Linked DNA regions of Homo sapiens: region 1 is linked to region 2. A link is an interaction called in ENCODE POLR2A ChIA-PET data of the cell type or tissue named here. Cell type or tissue: Panc1. All regions are shown on one strand. Links, peaks and the distances in the headings refer to the core of each region. The heading gives the core; the rest is flanking DNA. Region 1 overlaps CMIP (c-Maf inducing protein). Region 2 overlaps CMIP (c-Maf inducing protein).

Region 1 (9,371 bases), core at 1,717-6,716, 57 kb before region 2:
AGGAATGTGCCCCTTGCCAGGAGAGGAGTGACTCAGAATGCACTGGAAGCACGTCGCGCCAGGCAGGGGCTGCTGCTCTGCTGCTCTGCTGCTGCCGCAGCCTCTGGGGCTCGCGCGCGTACACACCCAAGCACGCATGCTCCCCACCACCTGTCGTGAAGAGAGGACGCTGCACGGGCGCGCCCATGGCACTGCAGAGTGGAGGAGGACCCCACAGGGAAATATGAGCCAGGGAGGACCCAGCCCGGCTTTGAAAACTTTTTCCAGTGCAGGTCCTACAGCGGAGCTGCCTAGTCCAGAAGCTACCAGCCCCAGGTGGCTACGCACACTGAACTTCATTAAAATGAAATACAACTACAAATCCAGCATCTTGATCACATCGTAACATTACAGTTACTCGGTAGCCAGCTGTGTCTAGTGGTGACTATAGTGGTGCAGACAGAGAACATTTTCATCATCGCAGAATGCTCCGTCGGGCAGTGCTATCCGAAAGTCTTGGTGTCCCTGTCATCACGTCCCCACGGGCCCAGGAGCATGCATGTTTGCCTCTACCCATCGATGCTGAGGTCTAGTATGTGTGTGGCACTGCGTTCGGCCCGAGGAAAGGGCCCTTGCCTACCTCCTCCCATGGGAGACCCCCCTCTCCAAGCCCCCATCTCACTGGGACCCTGCCTTGGAATTTTCTTAAAAGGTCTACCAAGGTGCAATGTCCCCACTTGTGCCTTGCACACCCGGGGACAATGGCTGGCTGGTTATCTTCCCTGGCTTCCCTGATTCAAGACTCACTATGGCTGCAGATGCTAAGTGTGTAGGAAATAATTTGCTATCTCCAGCAAGCCATGGCTTCCGGGAGGACTGGACACTTGGGAGGCAGCATTTTTGGCCTTCTTGAGTCCTCCAGAATAGCTTCCCTTCAATCCGGTGAGCATCAGAGACTGTCACATTACCTTCATATATAATGCAGGCCTCATAACTGTCCCATGGGTGTTACCCCCAAACTGCCCTTTTGGCCGCCAAGTCTTCAACATCAACCTAAAACCCGCTCATAACCTCTCAGCTCCCTGCTGGTGCACTCCCCACAGAGACACCCTGGGTCAAACACAGCCCCCTGGCCTTATTCCCCATGCCTGCTAGCCCACACAATCCATGTCACAAAATCAGCCTCGGTGCTTTGGCTACAATTTTCCAGGGAAGGAGGCAACACTGTCCCGATTATCTGTGCACATTTCCAGTGAAATACATGGGCACCAGCACCACCATGACTGGAGGGCATCTGTGATCTAATTGTGGAGTATAAAATAACGAGAAGACACTCAACTTAACTAGAAAGTGAGACCCCCAAAATCTCATTTTTAAAGAAATATTGTAAATGCATGTTTCGTTCGTTTTCATTACAGGTCAGGGCTATAGGGTCAACGGTGCTTCTGGGATTAGACTGAACACTATTTTTTTTCTCTCTGACTGGGATTCCTTTCTTGCCCCAGGCTTGGTAGGGACAACCCTAGTGCCTCCGGGAATCACACAGGGGCTTTACCAGTCACAGCCCATCACTCTGGCCTGAGAAACTAGGCTGTCTGAGGCACCAGGGGGCTGCCATCACTATATACACATACATATAGATTTACTTCATTGAGGTAAAATCCACACACCATAAAATTAACCATTAACCTTATTTATTTATTTATTTACTTACTTATTGAGACAGAGTCTCGCTCTGTCACCCAGGCAGTGGCATGACCTCGGCTCACTGCAACCTTTGCCTTCTGGGTTCAAGTGATTCTCCTGCCTCAGCCTTCCCAGCAGCTGGGATTATAGGCGCCCACCACCACACCCGGCTAATTTTTGTATTTTTAGTAGAGATGGGGTTTCACACCATGTTGGCCAGGCTGGTCTCGAACTCCTGACCTCAGATGATCTGCCCGCCTTGGCCTCCTAAAGTGCTAGGATTACAGGTGTGAGCCACTGCGCCCGGCCACCATGTACCCATTTACAGTGAACACTTCAGCGGCGTTTAGCACAGTGTTGTGTAACCACCACCACTATTTCCAACACTTCTCCATCACTTCCAAGGAAACCCTTTTAAGCTGTTACTTCCTATTGTACTCTCCCCCAGCCCCTGGGCAACTACCAATCCACTTTCTGTTCCTGGATTCCCCTATTCTGAACATTGCATATAAATGGAATCATACACTATGTGTCCTTTTGTGACCACAGTGAGGCCTGGGAATCTGCATTCAGCAGCTTCCAGGTGAGACAGATGTCCTTGAGCCCTCTAAGCAGCAAGGTTCTCACCCACATGCCTCACTTCCTCTCCTCCACGAGGTGGACGTGTTACAGAGGAGAGGAGAGGTTCATACCTTGCGCAGGTCACATAGCTTGTGTTGTGGGTGGAACTGTGTCTGCCAAAACTGTTGTGGGTTAACATGTGTCTTCCACTGCATATAAATCATACACAATGTGGCCTTCTGTCCACTTAGCATACCGTCCTCAAGGTTCATCCGGCTGTGGCAGCTTTGCTTCACCCCCTTCCATGACTAACAGTCCACTGCATGGATACGCTGCAATTTCTTTCTTTCTTTTTTTTGCGAGATGGAGTCTCACTCTGTTACCCAGGCTGGAGTGCAGTGGTGCGATCTCAACTCATTGCAAACTCCGCCTCCCGGGTTCAAGCGATTCTCCTGCCTCCGCCTCCCGAGTAGCTGGGACTACAGGCGCCCGCCACCACGCCTGGCTAAGTTTTATATTTTTAGTAGAGACAGGGTTTCGCCATGTTGACCAGGCTGGTCTCGAACTCCTGACCTCAGGAGAGCCACCGCGCCCGGCAGATACACTGCAATTTCTTTGTTAATCCGCTGATGAACTCTTGGGTTGTCTCCACCGTAGGCTATCATGAATAGTGCTGCTATGCACATATATTGTTGCTTTTTGCCCTGTCCCCGTGCCTCAACTGCACTGAATCAGTTTAAATTTTGCCACAGGACAGCACAGGGTGTAAGGGGTCTTTTAGGGGACCCCAATTTACCCCACACAATTACTGAACTCTGTTACCTGCTGGTCCAACTAATTCATTGATGAATTAATCAATGCTTACCCTTCAGGACTCATGTTTTCAAGGTGGGTGGAGGGACGCCTACTCTGAGTGGGGCACTGTCTCTATGGAGGGGCAGGGAGTGGGGGAAATGATACAGAGATGAGACAAACCAGCCCCTGCACACTCCCAGTCTGGCTGAAGGGTGAGACAGGGCACAGAACATTCTAACCAAACTACTCATTACAGTCATAATGGCTACTACATATCAAGGGCTGACATTTTCCAAGAACAGCAAGCACGCACACTGGGTTCTGATGAATGACGAGTGACAAGACAGCGGAAAAGCCATCGCTTCTGAAGGGCACTCCATAGGCCAGGTCCTGTGCGAAGCACTTTGTATAAATACATTTTAAATCATCCCATCCACTAAATGAGGTGAGTGGTATAATGTAAGTCCCATTTTACAGATGAGAACATCGAGGCTGAGTGAGGTAAGTCATGCAGCTACTAAGAGCTAGGCAGAATTGGGATCCAGGTCTAGCTCTGGATCCTGAGCACCTGACCATCATGCCACTCCGAGAGGCAAACCTGAGCACCTCTATGCCTTGATCAATGATTCTGCTGCCTTCAAATCGGAGAGTTGAGCCTCGCCTCCTCGGTTTCCCAAAGGCAGTTGCAGGCTGGTGCAGCTGGGTGCCCAGTGGACACCTGCCTGAAAAGCCAGCTCCTGGGGAGATGGGCAATTTGTTTGCAAGAGGGGAAAACGCCTAAATGCCCACCGGTGGTGGCCTCCTGTGCTCAATGCCGCTTCCAGGGAAACAGCGGGAACTCAGGCGGGTGTCCTGCTCCACTGTCTCTGCGGCATCGGCTGGTTGCCTAGGTAACCACGTGCCTGGCTGGCAAGGAGATAAGCTGGCCTTGGTGTCAGGCTCCCAGCTGAGTACCACATCCTACCTGGCTCTTCAGGCCAGCTGCACCGTGGGCAAAATCCAATCATCACGCAGATGCTGTTTGAGCACATTAAAAAAAAAATTGTATGTAGCTGTTTTCCTCGCTGAGCTAGGAGCTGCTTGGGAGCAGGGATGACATCTCATCTGTTCCTCCGATGTGTTGGATGGTGACTGCAGCCACCCAGGGAAGGTGCTCTCGGTGTTTGTTGCAGGTAGAACAGGCAGTGGGGAGAATGAAAATGGCACTGAAGGCTAACATGCGTTAGGTGCTGCTTTAGGCCAGGCCCTGCACCAAATCCTTTCACCTACCCTGCAACTCTCATTCGTGTGCACAGGAATTGCCTGGGGGTCTGGTTACCATGCAGATTCCAGCTCAGCAGAGCTGGGCGAGGCCTGGGAATCTGCATTAAGCAGCTTCCAGGTGACACAGATGTTCCTGAGCCCTCTAAGAAGCAAGGTTCTCACCCACAAGCCTCATTTCATGGTGGACGTGCTGCAGAGGAGAGGAGGGGCTCACACCTTGCCCAGGTCACACAGCTGGTGTTGTGGGTTGGACTGTGTCTGCCCAAAACATATGTCCAAGTCCTAAGCCCGGTATCTGTGACTATGACCTTCTTTGGAAATGGGGTCTTCGCAGATATAATTAAGATGAGGTCATACTGGATTAGAGTTGGCCCTAAATCCAGTGACTGGCGTCGTTATAAAAAGGCCATGTGGAGAGAGAGAGAGACACACACACACACACACACACACACACACACATGCTCCAGAGAGACCTCCACGTATGGAGGCAGAGCCTGGATGCCAAGGCGCATCAAGGATAGCCGGACACCATCAGAAGCTGGGTGAGGCAAGGAAAAGGCCCTCCCCTAGAGTCTCAGAAGCAATGTGGCCCTGCTGACACCTTGATTTTGGACATCTGGCCCCAGAATTGTGTGAGAACAAATTTCTGTTGTTTTAAGCAACACAGTTTACGGAAATTTGTCATAGCAGCTGTTGGAAGCCCAGACAGCTGTAAGGAGCAAGCAAGGACTGACCCCAGGACGCCTGGTCCCAGTCAGTCTGCCATCTTACTGCGGTGACTCGAGCTGAGCCGTCCAGCCCCATCATTTCACAGAAGGCAGCAGGGCCCTCTGCAACTGTGGTTGAGAAAGTGGGAGCTGGGTTTGGAATTGGTTGGGTTTTCTTTCCCTGGGGAATTGGGGGGGGGGGGGCCTGATGTCCTATCCTGCTCTTGCTGCAGCAGGGGACAGAAACACTGACTTCCACCCTAAGGCCCGCCTCCAGCCCATTACCCGATTGCATAAGCCCTGGCCCTGCCCTGCGTCAGAAACGGCACACCTGGGCACCTGCATCATCAGTGAGGTCAGAGGGAGCCACCTGGGGACCCAGGAGGCTACAGGAGGAACTTCCAGGAGAATTCGGGTAGGGACGTCAGCATGGGGCTCGCACAGGGTCCCTGGCAAAGAGGAGCCATGGGGGAGGATTCCGGCCCCAAGCTGTCCTCTCACACAAAGCTGTACATCAGCCGACACCAGCAGCCACCATCACACCAGCTAACATCCCCGGGCTTCCTATGTACTGGGCCCTGTGCTGAGGTGTGCCCCAAATGACTCTATCAGGCAGGGTTCTTGACCCTGGCTACACATTAAAACCACCCAAGGGGCTTAGAATTCCAATAACGGAGTCCAACCTCAGGACAATCCCATCAGACTGGTGTTGGGGGCAGGCAGAACCTATGCATCAGGACTTTTTTGAGCGCCGGTATATTTAAAAGTGCATTTGCACACCCATGTTCACAGCAGCGTCATTCGTAACAGCCAAAAGGCAGAAGCAACCCAGGTCCACCAATGGATAAAGAGAGACATAAGGTGTGGTCTACCCATTCACTGCAGCATTATTCTGTCTTAAAAAGGAAGGAAATCCTGACGCAGGCCACACTATGAATGAACCTTGGGGACATTAGGCTGAGATAAGGCAGCCACAAAAGGCCAAATCTTGTGTGATTCCACGCATATGAGGTCCCTAGAGTAGACAAATTCTTAGAGACCGAAAGCAGAATGGTGGATGCCAGGGGCTGGGGGAGGGGGTAATGGGGACAGAGTTTCCATTTGGGAAGAGGAGAAAGTTCTGGAGACGGATGGTGGTGACAGCAGCACGGCAACGTGAATGAACCACTGAACTGCCACCTAAACCTGGTTCAAATGATGCCTCATGCATATTTCACCGAACTAAACAAGAGAATATTTAAGATCTCCAGGTGATCTGAATGTGGTGCAGCCGGGGTTAACAGGTGCGACCCCCATTCTACAGACTTGAAGACCACAACACACAGAGGAAAAGGTAACCCACTCCAGGTCACAGCCGGCCCTGTAGGAACCAGGATTCTGGCTCAGGGTCACCCCCTGGTCCTGAGCTCCGGTCCTTGAAGGGACTGAGCCACACACACAGGAACAATCCTGGACTCTCCCTCGGCATTCTGGAAAGGCTCTCTGATCTTCACACGGTCCTAATCCCGGCGGGGGCTGTTTCTCCAGGAAAACTGAGTGCAGTGGAAAAACAGCCTGCACGGGTGGGCCGGGTGTGGGGTGGGCCTGGAGAAGTGCATTTCCTCATGGACTAGAACAGGCGCCCCTCTTTCAGAATTCTAAAACTCAACACAGCCTGCCCGCCCCTCCTGTCCTCCTGGATTCCCTGCTCTCAGGCTGACCAGAGGCTGTGCGGACAGGAGGCACCTCCCTCATTCCCACAGGAGGCTGAACTGGGGCAGGAACACCCAGTTCAGCAGGTTTTAAGTTAAGATTTTGAACAGGCTATAGAAAGAGGGAAAGAGGGGAAAACATTCTCAGGTGCAGGCAGAAGCTGCCGGGTTCTTCTCCAAGGAGAAGGGAGAGGGGGGAGAGGAAAGGGACAAGGGGAGGGATGAGAGGTGACAGAAGGGACAATAAGGAGCGTCGCCTCGGGCGTGTTATGCTCTGGCCTTGATAAGGATACGACCAGTTTCTCAGGGTTCCTTAATCAAATCCCAGGCACCATCCCCTCAGAGAGTCCCGTGCAGGTGGGGGTGGGCCAAGAGCTGTGGGATTTTCTTCTGCTCATTCCTGTGTCAAGATGCTCTGGGGGGAGGGCTGTGCCCGGAGACACATTCACTAAGAGAGGCAAACTCCTGCCTGGGTCATGAGGTGACTGGTGGCCCCAAAGAAGGTATGTCCACATCAACCCCTGCCATCTGTGAATGCAACATCCCACGTTTGGGATCTTGAGATGGGGAGATCACGCTGGATTATCTGGTGGGTCCTGAATCCAGTGACGAGTATCCCCAGGAAGTATACAAAGGAGAGACAGAGGAGGCGCAGGCCATGTGACCATGGAGGCAGACACCGGAGTGAGGGGGCCACAAGCCAAGTGCTAAGCTCTGAATGTTTGTATCTTCAAAAAATTCATTATTGAAACCTAATCCCCAGTGGGGGGGGTGTTAGGAGGTGGGGCCTCGTGGGGGTGATTAGTTCATGAGGGTGGAGCCCTCACCAATGGGATCAGTGCCCTTAGAAAAGAGGCTTGGGGGAGCTCCCTCACCCCTTCCCATGTGAGACACAGCGAGAAGGCACCCTCTGTGACGCAGGGAGCGAGCCCTCACCAATCTACCTTGATGGTGGACTTCCTGGCCTCTAGAACCATGAGAAATGAATTTCTGTTGCGCCAGGGAGGCTGGCAGGTCCCAGCCCCATGCTCAGCATGCCAACTTACTACCCTCATCACTCTTTGCTCACTCTACGACCTATGGGCCAGCTGCCTCCCCCACCAGCCTGCACACTCCTGGGAGCTCAGAGGCTCAAGCAAGCCATGTTTTTGCTCGCAGATGTGTGCATCATCACAAACGGAGAGTCGGGCAGATCTACACTTGAATTTCTTTTCCGCTTCTTATGAGCTGTGCAGCCTTAGGCAAACTACATCACCTCTCTGAACCTTAGTTTCCTCATCTGTAAAATGGGGATAATAGTAGCATTTGCATCCTGGAGCTATTGGGAGAATTAAATGTCACATTTCAGGCTTGATAAATGACACCTATTGAGTTCAGTAGGACACTGACTAAAGACAGTTAATGTCTTAGAAAAAATAAAGGTGACCAGCTGGGCACCGTGGCTCACACCTGTAATCCCAGCACTTCAGGTGGCCGAGGCAGGTGTATCACCTGAGGTCAGCAGTTCAAGACCAGCCTGGCCAACATGATGAAACCCCGTCTCTACTAAAAATACAAAAAAATTAGCTGGGCATGGTGGCACGCACCTGTAATCCCAGCTACTTGGGAGGCTGGGGCAGGAGAAATGCTTGAACCCAGGAGGCAGAGGTTGCAGTGAGCCAAGATTGTGCCACTGCACTCCAGCATGGGCAACAAGAGCGAAACTCTGTCTCAAAAAAAATAAAAAAGGTGACCAGAAACCCCCTAAATGTCCATCAATAGAGAAGTGCTTACACTGTGGCCCCCACAGTGCAACAGCAAACAGCAGTTAAAAAGAAGGAAGGAGGGTTACAAGATCTGCCGTGGATTCCACCTGCACAACATGCTGTTAAGTACAGTAGCAAATACATGCATAATCTATGTTGACATACACATATATATGATCTAATTCACGGGGCTTCAGGGGGTGGGGGGTGGGGACCAAGTCCGGCTGGTGACAGCTGTCTTCTTTGGAGACGGAAGTGGCTCGGGGGAGGACCAACGGGTAGGGCTCAGCTTTATCTGCAATGTTTCAAATTATTGCAGGAAGCCGTTCATGCATTGTGCATTTAATTAAAGAGAAATAAAGGAAAAAACTCTCCAAAGATTTCAGAAATTGGAATCATGACGGTGATATTGTATCTTTCCCCAGGATTCTTAAATTAGTCAGAATGCCATACTTTTTTTTTTTTTTTTTTTTTGAGACGAAGTTTCACTCTGTAACCCAGGCTGGAATGCAGTGGCGCAATCTTGGCTCACTGCAACCTCTGCCCCCTGGGTTCAAGCGATTCTCATGCCTCAGCCTCCCTAGTAGCTGGGATTACGGGCGCCTGCCACCACGCCTAGCTAATTTGTATTATTAGTAGAGATGGGGCTTCACCACATTGACCAGGCTGGTCTTGAACTCCTGACCTCAGGTGAGCCACCTGCCTCAGCCTCCCAAAGTGCTGGGATTACAGGCACGAGCCACCACACCGGGCCAGAATCCCATATTCTTAAAGAGAACTGGAAGGCATCTGAGATCTTACTACTTTTGACTTTTCAGTGGTCTAGTAGATGGATAATCCGATTTTTCAAGTGCATGTTCTTTGAAAAATTCATACAGAGGACAAGAACTCCAGCATGGAAGGCTCATGGCCCGCACACCTGTATCATGGTGCACACACACACC
Region 2 (9,371 bases), core at 2,481-7,480:
GGGCCTGCTGTGCCCCACGACTAAACAGCACACCGGCTTTCACAGGGTCTCCTGCATGCTGGGGGAGACAGACAGAAAAGACAAATAAGTGAAATACACAGGATGTTAAGTGATGATAAGCGTAGGTGAAAAGCAAACCAAGCAGATAACAGAGAACGAGGATGTTGGGTTTTGGCAATTACTGAAGCCATGGCCATGTCATTTCAGAAGAAGTAGGTAATGATGTAATTGTCACACCGACAATGCTGGAGAAGCACTGGGGCTACTGCTCAGCGCCTCCCAAGGTACAGCACCCTGCCCGTAAACGAGGTCAATGGACGGTGGCACACCGGGACCACACCTGACAAGCGTGGCTCCAGATTTAAAGAGAAAACTTCTGCCTTCAGAGAATCAACTGGAAGGGACAAGTCTCCCCCAAATCTCTTAAAAAGAGGTTTAATCTGGGACTGGGGAAAAAGAGAGAGAGAAGAAAGGCATCTACTTTGAAAGACAGACTTGGGTACTTTTTCTGGCCAAAAAACAAAAACTATGCAAGCCGTCTTTCCCTTTCTGCTACCTCAACAGAGAGCTCCGAGACGGCCAAACAAAGCTTGGGGTGATCGGCCCAGCCCTGGGGATCCGGAGGGTCTCGTTCTGTTTGATCCTAATTGCCTCCTTCCACACAGTGTCTCAGCTCTGAAAAGCCTCGGTCCTCTTGGAGGCAGGCAGGGTATAATATCAAGACAAATGCAGTAGTTCCTGGGGAAGCAAGAGCCGGCAGCCTTAGACGGTGTGTTTCAAGTGGGAAATCCCTGACCGTTCCTGCCTCAGCGCTGGCCTGGGGGCTGCAGGCTTCCATGGAGGGTTTCCAGGATATGTGACAAGGGAGCTTGACTCATGCACCCGCACACTGGCTGTCCACACACGGACCTGGCCACCTTTCTCCAGGAGGCTGGACAGTCAGGCCCAAAACATCTGAGGCTCTCACCCTCAGGAGGGGATCAACGTGTGCTCTCTAAAATCACCATGAAAAATCTGCTCCCTGAAGTCAGGGGAGGAGGGAGAGACAGGTTTGGTCACTTCAGGAAGTCAGGAGCAGTAGAGGAAAGTTCTGGAAGATGGAGCAGAGACGGCTGAGATTCCCACTCCAGCGCTGTAGCTCACCCATTGGGTGGCCTTTGGCGGCCACTTCATCTCTAGCACCTTTGGTTTTTTCATTGGTAAAATGGGAATGAGAAGAACACCCACCTCAAAGCTTTACCGTGATGGGGATGATGATCTGCGCAATCTGTGCAGCAGCTGGGGAAGCAAGGACTTTGTGGTGGCTCTGGCTGAACAGAGGTGAAACCGGCCCCCCACTGGGTCACAGGCCCCCGAGTACATATGGCACAGACACAGACTGACCGCCTCATCGATTCCACCCACAGCACTCCACCTTTCAAAATTCTGCCTACCAAACATACTCATCATATAATGAGCAGAGGTGGTGTTTCAAATGTTTAATCGCTGGTACAGCCCAGGAATGGGCGGCCCCATCAGAGTGGACCCCAGCTGTAAAGCTGGCTCCAGTGTCCAGTGCGCTCCCCTAGACCCTGCCCCGTGGTAATGAGTCATGCAGGTTCCCTTTCTCCTGTATAAACACCTCTGACTCCCTGCCCTTCTGCATTTCTGTTTCAAATCAATACCAGTTAACTGCTATTAGGGAATCACACTGCACACACTGCATCAAAAACAAAAACCAACCACACAGATTTCATCTCATGTAGCCTGTTCTTTACTTTTCTAAATTGGGAAAACAGCTCATGGGTCCCAACAGACTTAGGTGAATACCTAGAATTCCGGAACACCCCAGATTTGAATCCAGCGAGCTCTCCTCTTTGAGTTCTCTACTTTCTTCTCTCCTTTACCTCACTTTAAGCACCCATGCAAATGCCCCCTCGGTTCATTTGTCTAACATCTGTGTGACATAGTCCAGAACCCCTTCCTTAAGGACTCCACAGTTGAGTGGGGAGTCAGATGTCTACACATTAGTAGAATTCCATGTGTATGTGTGCAGGTGTGGAGGCAGAGGAGCCCGAGGGAAAGTGGGACGAATACTTCAGAGAGTATGCGATGTTTGAGTTGGGCTTTGAAGGATGAATAGGAGTTTATTGGGCAGAGAGAGAGAAGTTGAAGGAGGTGAGTCATAAAAACTGATTAAATCTCGATTACAGAGAGCCTTGCGTGGCAGGCTACAGTGCTTGGAGTTACACCGGATCACTGAGGAATGTGAGGGCTTACTGGGATTTAATTCTCCTAGTACGGGAGACACTAGGTAAATGTATGTGAACAGGCCTTGTGAAGAGGGACTCTTGGGCCCCCAAGGATCACTGTTGCTACTGTCTACAAACAAGTAGGCAGTGAACGACTATCTCTTTCTACTATCGCTGTTTCGATGATAATAGCACCCACAAATTACCACCTCCAATGCAAGAAGAGATGCATCACGCCTCTACTACAGTAAACTGTGTTATCAAAATAGTAGTAAAGTTGCTTTGTCCATTTCACTATCCCATCAATAGGGCCCAAAATCCCATCTCTGAAAGAGCCTGGTAAGTGGGGTCCTGATGACAGAAGGTAGGTGTGGGGCGGGGCTGTCTCTACAAGTAGCTGTTTAGACCCACCCCCACCCCAAATCCTTTCTGGAAAAAAAAAAGATAGGAGCACAAACAGATGACAACATGACCAATCCCTGAAGCTAGAGGGAGCAATGGAGTCCGGCTGTGAGAATGCCATGCGTTTGTTCCCTGGACCACACGTTCACTAACAGGCCTTCCCCGGCAGCGCCCTGGGCACCATGCTCCAGGAGCTCATGGAGAATGGGGGAGGTGATCAGTGCTGGTGAGACAGGTGCTACGACAGGGGCAGCAACTCTTACAGAGCAGTAAAGAGGAAGACAGCCACTAACTCTGCTCACAGCCGAATCTTGAGAAGTGAGGAGGATTTTGCTGGGCCAGGGACATGGAAGGGCATTTGGGGCTGCAGGGTCAGGACAGGTGGGGTTCTTCTCCAGCCCAATCCTCCAGCAGATGCAAAGGAATTTCTAAGGTCCAGGGAAGTGGACTGGCCAAAAGGTACTGTGCCATGCGGTGTCTGCCGTTAAATTTGTACTGACACACGCTACGACATGGATGAACCTTGAAAATGTGATCCTAAATCAAAGAAGCCTGATACAAAGGGTTTCAGAATGGAATTGATCCACGTATATGAAATGTCCAGAATAGGCAAATCCACAGGACAGAAATCAGACGGCTGTCATGGCCTGGCAGGAGGGGAGCAGGGCTGACTGCTGATGGGCACGGGTTTCCTTTTGAGGTGATGAGAATATTGTGGAACTAGATAGAAGTGGTAGTGATTGCACATTATAAATGTACTAAATGCCACCAAATGGTACATTTATTATTATTATTTTTTGAGACAGAGTCTTACTCTTTTGCCCAGGCTGGAGTACAATGGCACAATCTCGGCTCACTGCAACCTCAACTCCTGAGTTCAAACAATTCTCCTGCCTCAGCCTCCTGAGTAGCTGGGATTACAGGTGCCCACCACCATGCCTGGCTAATTTTTGTATTTCTAGTAGAGACAGGGTTTTGCCATATTGGCCAGGCTGGTCTCAAACACCTGAACTCAAGTGATCTGCCCACCTCAGCCTCCCAAAGTGCTGGGATTACAGGCGTGAGCCACCATGCCTGGCCGAACTGTACATTTACATGTGGTTTTTACATTATGTGAATTTCACCTCAATGAAAAAGAAGTTCCACACGAATGCAATGAATTCTAAGAATTTTCCAAACTTACGGGTGATATTAAAATGGCCATTTCAAAGCCTCTGCTCTCCCTTCACAGGGGTCTGAACAGTTGGGGGAGTTGACTCATGGAGGCATCCAGGCCCAGCAGGCTTCATCCACAGCCACATGAACCCCTTCCTTGCAGAAGCGTTCCTTTACTGGACAGAGGGAGAATGAAGTACTAGGGTCTCAGGGGATTCCTCCAGAGGCCAATTCAAGAACAGAAAGTCATTTCCTGGCATCTCACGATGTGTTGATAATTCGGATGATGGACGGCGCCGGGCTAGTTTGATGTTTATTTCCATGAGCTTCAGTCTTCCTAGTTGGATGAACCAAGGCTCCTGTCATTATGTGGGACTGCAGCTGATCTACACGGGCACACTCTTAACAGACCAATGGTTTCAGCCATTCTCACAGACTACTCTGACCACTCGAGGTAAAAACAGGGTCATTCTGACAAAAAGAAGGATGATTTTACACTTACATACATATATACACACATAAAACACATATACAAACATGGCCTTACACTCAGCTTGAAACAAACAACCTAAAAACTGGATTAAGAGTCTCCTTCCTACGCTTCAGACTCACAGTTTATTCATTCATCAAATATTTACGGAGTGCTTGCTGGAGGACATCGAAGTACTTCCAGCATGTTCTAGGTGTTACGGACACATTGTTCAACAAAACAGAAAGAGCTCCTTGCCTCCAAGGAGTTTTCCTTCTAGTAGGGGGCTTACACTCCAGTGATGGCAATGCAAGCTGAACCCACCACCTGGTGCTGGTGGGCGCTAGGGGCCGTCTTCCCAGGCCTGGCTTGTGGCAACCACGCCTACTGCTCGGCCACACTCCAACTCCACTTCTCCCTTGGATTCGGCGCTCCCAGCCCTTGAATCTAGTGAGTCACCAGGGTCAGAGCCAGCTGCTTCTTGCCCTTCAATTCCTCCACACCTTCCCTTGCCCTCTATCCTACCTCTGCCTCCTCTTATTTTTCTTCTGGAATATTCCAAAGGCTTCCAATCTTTATTTCCTGCTTCCAACGATTCCCTCTCTACCCAAAACACTGTCGCCAGAGTTTTCTTCCCAAAACACAACTCAAATGTGTTGTTCCTCTGCTCAGTGACTTTGAATATCCCTGATTTGCCTACAGAGAAAAATCCAGCCCCCTTGGCCTTGTATTCAGTAGCCTCCATAAGGCTTTCAGATGCTCTCGTCTTTCCCAGAAACCACTTGGGAAAGGGGTATCTAGAAGTGCCTCTGCAACGACAGACAGAGGACTTTAGGTCCAAAGGAGAAACAAAGTACCCCCAATAAGCCTCGGTTGGGGCTGACAGTGAGAGGAAACACAGTGAGACAGTGGGTCTTCTCTTGGGACTCAGTCACTCCCTCCACGTCTGTGACCCGGCCGTGAGAAACTCTATTGACAAGTTTCATTGAGTGCTGGTCCCGCTCTCTGCCCAGGGTCAAGTATTCCCAATGACTTATTTTTAAAAAGCAAATTCGGGCACTAACTGAGAAAGAATTCAGATTTAGCCTAGAACAGTTGCTCAACAAGTGACAAGAATAGATCAGTGGCCGATCCCATTCAGGGTTAAAGAACAGAGCCTCCTTTTCTACCATCAGGCCCACAGCTGTATGAGAGGCCCGGAGCCCCGACCCCGGGGGGAAGTGCCGGTGACAGGGTGGGGACATTCGCACAGACATGAGGCCCAGGACTTGCCCAATGCTGTCGCCGTCAATAGGGAGACAAAGGGGCCAGGCAGGCCAGATGTTGGCAGCAACTCCCTTGCAACCCCAGGAACAATTCCTTCTTTCACTGCCTGATCAGACGGCCAAGGTCAGAGGCAATGCCAGCCAGAGCTTACCCTCTGAGTGCCAAGGCCCTTTAGAGAAATTTAAATAATTTTAGATAGAAACACTCCTTCTTTCCTCGCTTTAAGCAGATGGCAGGGAGTAGCCTTTGCCCTTTCTTGCTGATGCAATTGTCCCTTGGAGCATCTGCTACCCCACACTGCCACCGTCAGGAGCTCCTGAAGCAGTGGAGAGCTGCTGGCCCCCGAATGGTGTCCCCCAACTGCCGTGCACTCTTTATCTTCATTTTCTTTCTGTCATTTTCGTTTTACCCCCGCCGACTTTGTGCTGTTGGGCATTCCGCTCGCCGTTCATGAAAGCGTTCCCTCTTGCTTCATCCTGATTTGCTGCTTTTAGTTTCATGGTCTTGGAAACCCAAGCAATACACTAGTCAGGACTGTGCCCTGCATGGGAGCGAGGCCCTGCTGGGAATGCAACCAAAGAGTTAGAGTGTGGCAGCCACCGTGACTTTGGTACACTTCTCTACCTGGATTCTGGGCTGGGTTCGGAGTGTTTGCTGGAAAGTGGTCTCTGAATAAGCAGGGTGTTCCTCCGTTTACCATCAACAAGGTGCACAGATGACTCAAAGCTCAGAGGTCCTTACAACTGAAAACCCAGCCCACTGGACTCCAGGGAGCAATGAAAAACCACTTGCTACCCTTTAGGGGAGGCCTTTGAGGACCCTTCCCAGTCCCCACACATCCCTTCTCAAGCTCAGTCTGATAAGTGGCTTTCAGAAGCACTGCCTTGGCCCTGTCACGCTCAAGGAGACTGGGGACACCCTGGCAAGTTGGCAAAAAAAATATTCCAAGGAGGGGTTCCTGGAGGCACTGGGCTGAACATTTGGGGAAGAGGCTTGACATGGTTTGGGTCTGTGTCCCCACCCCAGACTCATGTTCAATTATAATCCCCAATGTTGGAGAAGGGGCCTGTGGGAGGTGATTGGATCATGGGGGCAGTTTCTCAGGATTTAATACCATCCCTCTTGGTATTGTTGGCGTGATAGTGAGTTCTCATGAGATCTGGTGGTTTAAAGTGTGTGGCACCTCTCCCCGCCAGCTCTCTTCGTCCTGCTCAAGCCATGTGATGTGCTGGCTCCTCCTTTGCCTTCCACCTGAGGCCTCCCCAGAAGCTGATGCTGCCATGCTTTCTGCACAGCCTGCAGAACCGTGAGCCCATTAAACCTCCTTTCTTAAAATTACCCAGTCTCAGGTATTTCTTTAGAGCAAGGTAAGAACTGATTAATACAAGGCCCCTCTGCAGAGAAGGAAAAGAGCAGGGACTAAAGGGTTCTGGGGATCAGGCTCCCTGGGTCCCAACCCCAGCTCTGCCACCCCAGAGCTGTCTGCGTGAGGAAGTGGTTCCCTTGCCCTGTGCCTCGGTTTTCCCTCTGTAGCAACCTCAGGGTGTTATGGTGAGGAATAAGGATAGCACTATTCCTAAAATGCCAAGCTCGGCTATTCCCCTTCTAGGTGAATACCCCAAAGAACTGAAAACATGGACTCAAACAAATACAGCCAAGCACTGCATAACAACGTTCTGGTCACGATGGACCACATTTATGACTGCGGTTCCATAAGATTATGATTCCATATTTTTACTGTGCCTTTTCTATGTTTAGATATGCTTAGACACACAAATACTTACCACTATGTTACAACTGCCACCAGTATTCAGTAGAGTAACCTGTTGTACAGGTTTGTGGCCTAGGAACAATAAGCCGCACCTCACAGCCCAGGTGTGAGGCAGGCTACACCATCGAGGCTTCTGTGAGCACACTCCAGGATGTTCGCTCAGTGACTAAATCACCTAACTACGCGCTTCCCGGAACGTATCCCCATCGTGAAACAATGCATGACTACACTTGTACAAGAATGCTCACGGCCGCTTATTCACGACAGCCAAAAAGGTGAAAACAACACAAACGTCCATCAACAGATGAATGGATAAGAAAGAAAAATGATACATACAGACAATGGAGTATCATTCTGCCATCAAAAGGAAGGCAGTGCTGACACATGCTGCAACACGGAAGAACCCTGACAACATGACGCTGAGGGAAAGAAGCCAGTGGAAAAAGACCATGTACTGTGTGATTGTACTGCTATGAAAAGTCCAGAAGAGGAAAGCCCAAAAAGACAGAAATTGATGGCTGTCAGGGGGCTGGAAGAGAGGGGAATGGGGAATGACTGCTAATGGGCACGAGATTTCGTGCTGGGGTGGAGAAGAGGTTTCGGAATTAGATAGAAGTGGCAGTTACACAACATCGCGAATTTGCTAAAGGCCGCTGAACTATGCTCTTGTTTGTTTGTTTTTGAGACAGAGTCTCGCTCTGTTGCCCAGGCTGGAGTGCAGTGGCATGATTTCGGCTCACTGCAACCAGGAGCAGTGGCTCACGCCTGTAATCCCAGCAGTTTGGGAGGCGAAGACGGGTGGATCACTTGAGGTCAGGAGTTCGAGACCAGCCTGGCCAACATGGCAAAACCCTGTCTCTACTAAAAATGCAAAAATTAGCTGGGTGTGGTGGCAGGCATCTATATAGTCCCAGCTACTTGGGAGGCTGAGGCACAAGAATTGCTTGAACCCAGGATGCAGAGGTTGCAGTGAGCCGAGATCACGCCACTGCACTCCAGCCTGGGTGACAGAGTGAGACTCCATTTCAAAAATAAAAAAATTAAAAAAAGAAAGAAAAGAGAAAGAAAACAAACCCAAAATAAATTAAGTGGGCAATTTCATATGAGGTGAATTTATCTCAATTAGAAAGACAAAAATACCTTAGCTTAGTGCCCAGCGTGTAGCTCACCATGTCACAAACAGGCTCCAGAGCCGGGAGACATAGGGCACCTCGCTTCTCTGATTCTTGTCTGTCCCCTAAAGGGGTCTGATCACGGCCCTGCCCTCAAGGCCCTACATCACAGCTGCTGTAAAGCTGGAGATTAGGAATGGGAGCTGAGGGAGGGTGTCAAGGCAGCTAAGCAGGTTAGGAAACCCCTGCCTCCATCTTAAGGGGAGAATGAACTCTTGGGAGCCCCAAGACACTGGTTCCATTCTACTGGAAATATCCGTTCTTCAGAAAGACAAGTTGAGCCACAGTTATCCTAGCTTCAAACTTTTTAAACCTGTCATATCATTTTTTTTTTAATTTCTTTTTTTGAGACGGAGTCTCGCACTGTCGCCCAGGCGGGCTGGAGTGCAGTGGTGCGATCTCGGCTCACTGCAAGCTCCGCCTCCCGGGTTCACGCCATTCTCCGGCCTCAGCCTCCCGAGTAACTGGGACTACAGGCGTCCGCCACCACGCCCAGCTAATTTTTTTGTATTTTTCAGTAGAGACGGGGTTTCACCATGTTAGCCAGGATGGTCTCGATCTCCTGACCTCGTGATCCATTTTTTTTTAAGTGGCAGAACTCTTTTTTTACATGAAATCTTTGCCCAGAGTCCCTTAAAACAGAAGGCAGGTGACACTCAGCGGGAGGTGTTGCCTTCAGGGGGGAGCAGGGCTGGGCCATGCCCCCTCTACCTCTTCCACACCTGCTATGGTTCAGGGACAATCTCTCCAAGTCCACATTTTCCCTCTTCCCAGTGAGACAACCAAGAAAGGGCCTGGCAGGGTTCTGCTGGTTTCCTTCAAGAAGGAGGCTCAAGGTGAACATGACACTAAGGGGCAGGATTGCTGTCCAGTTAGAAACTGGCTTCCGAGGTCTGGAGGGCTGT

Evidence for each region. Peaks named below come from ENCODE experiments on the same cell type or tissue, not always from the same donor. Only the 100,000 strongest peaks of a DNase experiment are listed, where the experiment ranks them.
Region 1: POLR2A ChIA-PET joins it to region 2 with 12 read pairs; 3 of 35 experiments call an interaction of 5 or more read pairs at or near these places.

The regions. Positions count from the first base shown.
Region 1 is chr16:81,636,111-81,645,481 of GRCh38, reverse strand. All of the region lies in intron 3 of CMIP (c-Maf inducing protein), which reads right to left. The region is part of intron 1 of LOC105371362 (a long non-coding RNA gene); the gene reads left to right. Among named protein-coding and RNA genes, the nearest start is that of MIR6504, 29 kb to the right of the region's middle. RefSeq lists a silencer at 1-58 and an enhancer at 35-741. In Panc1, for the core only: no CTCF peak of the experiment used is centred there; no DNase peak of the experiment used is centred there.
Region 2 is chr16:81,579,402-81,588,772 of GRCh38, reverse strand. The region is part of intron 1 of CMIP (c-Maf inducing protein); the gene reads right to left. Among named protein-coding and RNA genes, the nearest start is that of MIR6504, 27 kb to the left of the region's middle. RefSeq lists an enhancer at 5,776-6,593. In Panc1, for the core only: a CTCF peak has its summit at 2,721; a DNase peak (open chromatin) is centred at 4,552; H3K4me3 peaks cover 95 bases; H3K27ac peaks cover 4,624 bases.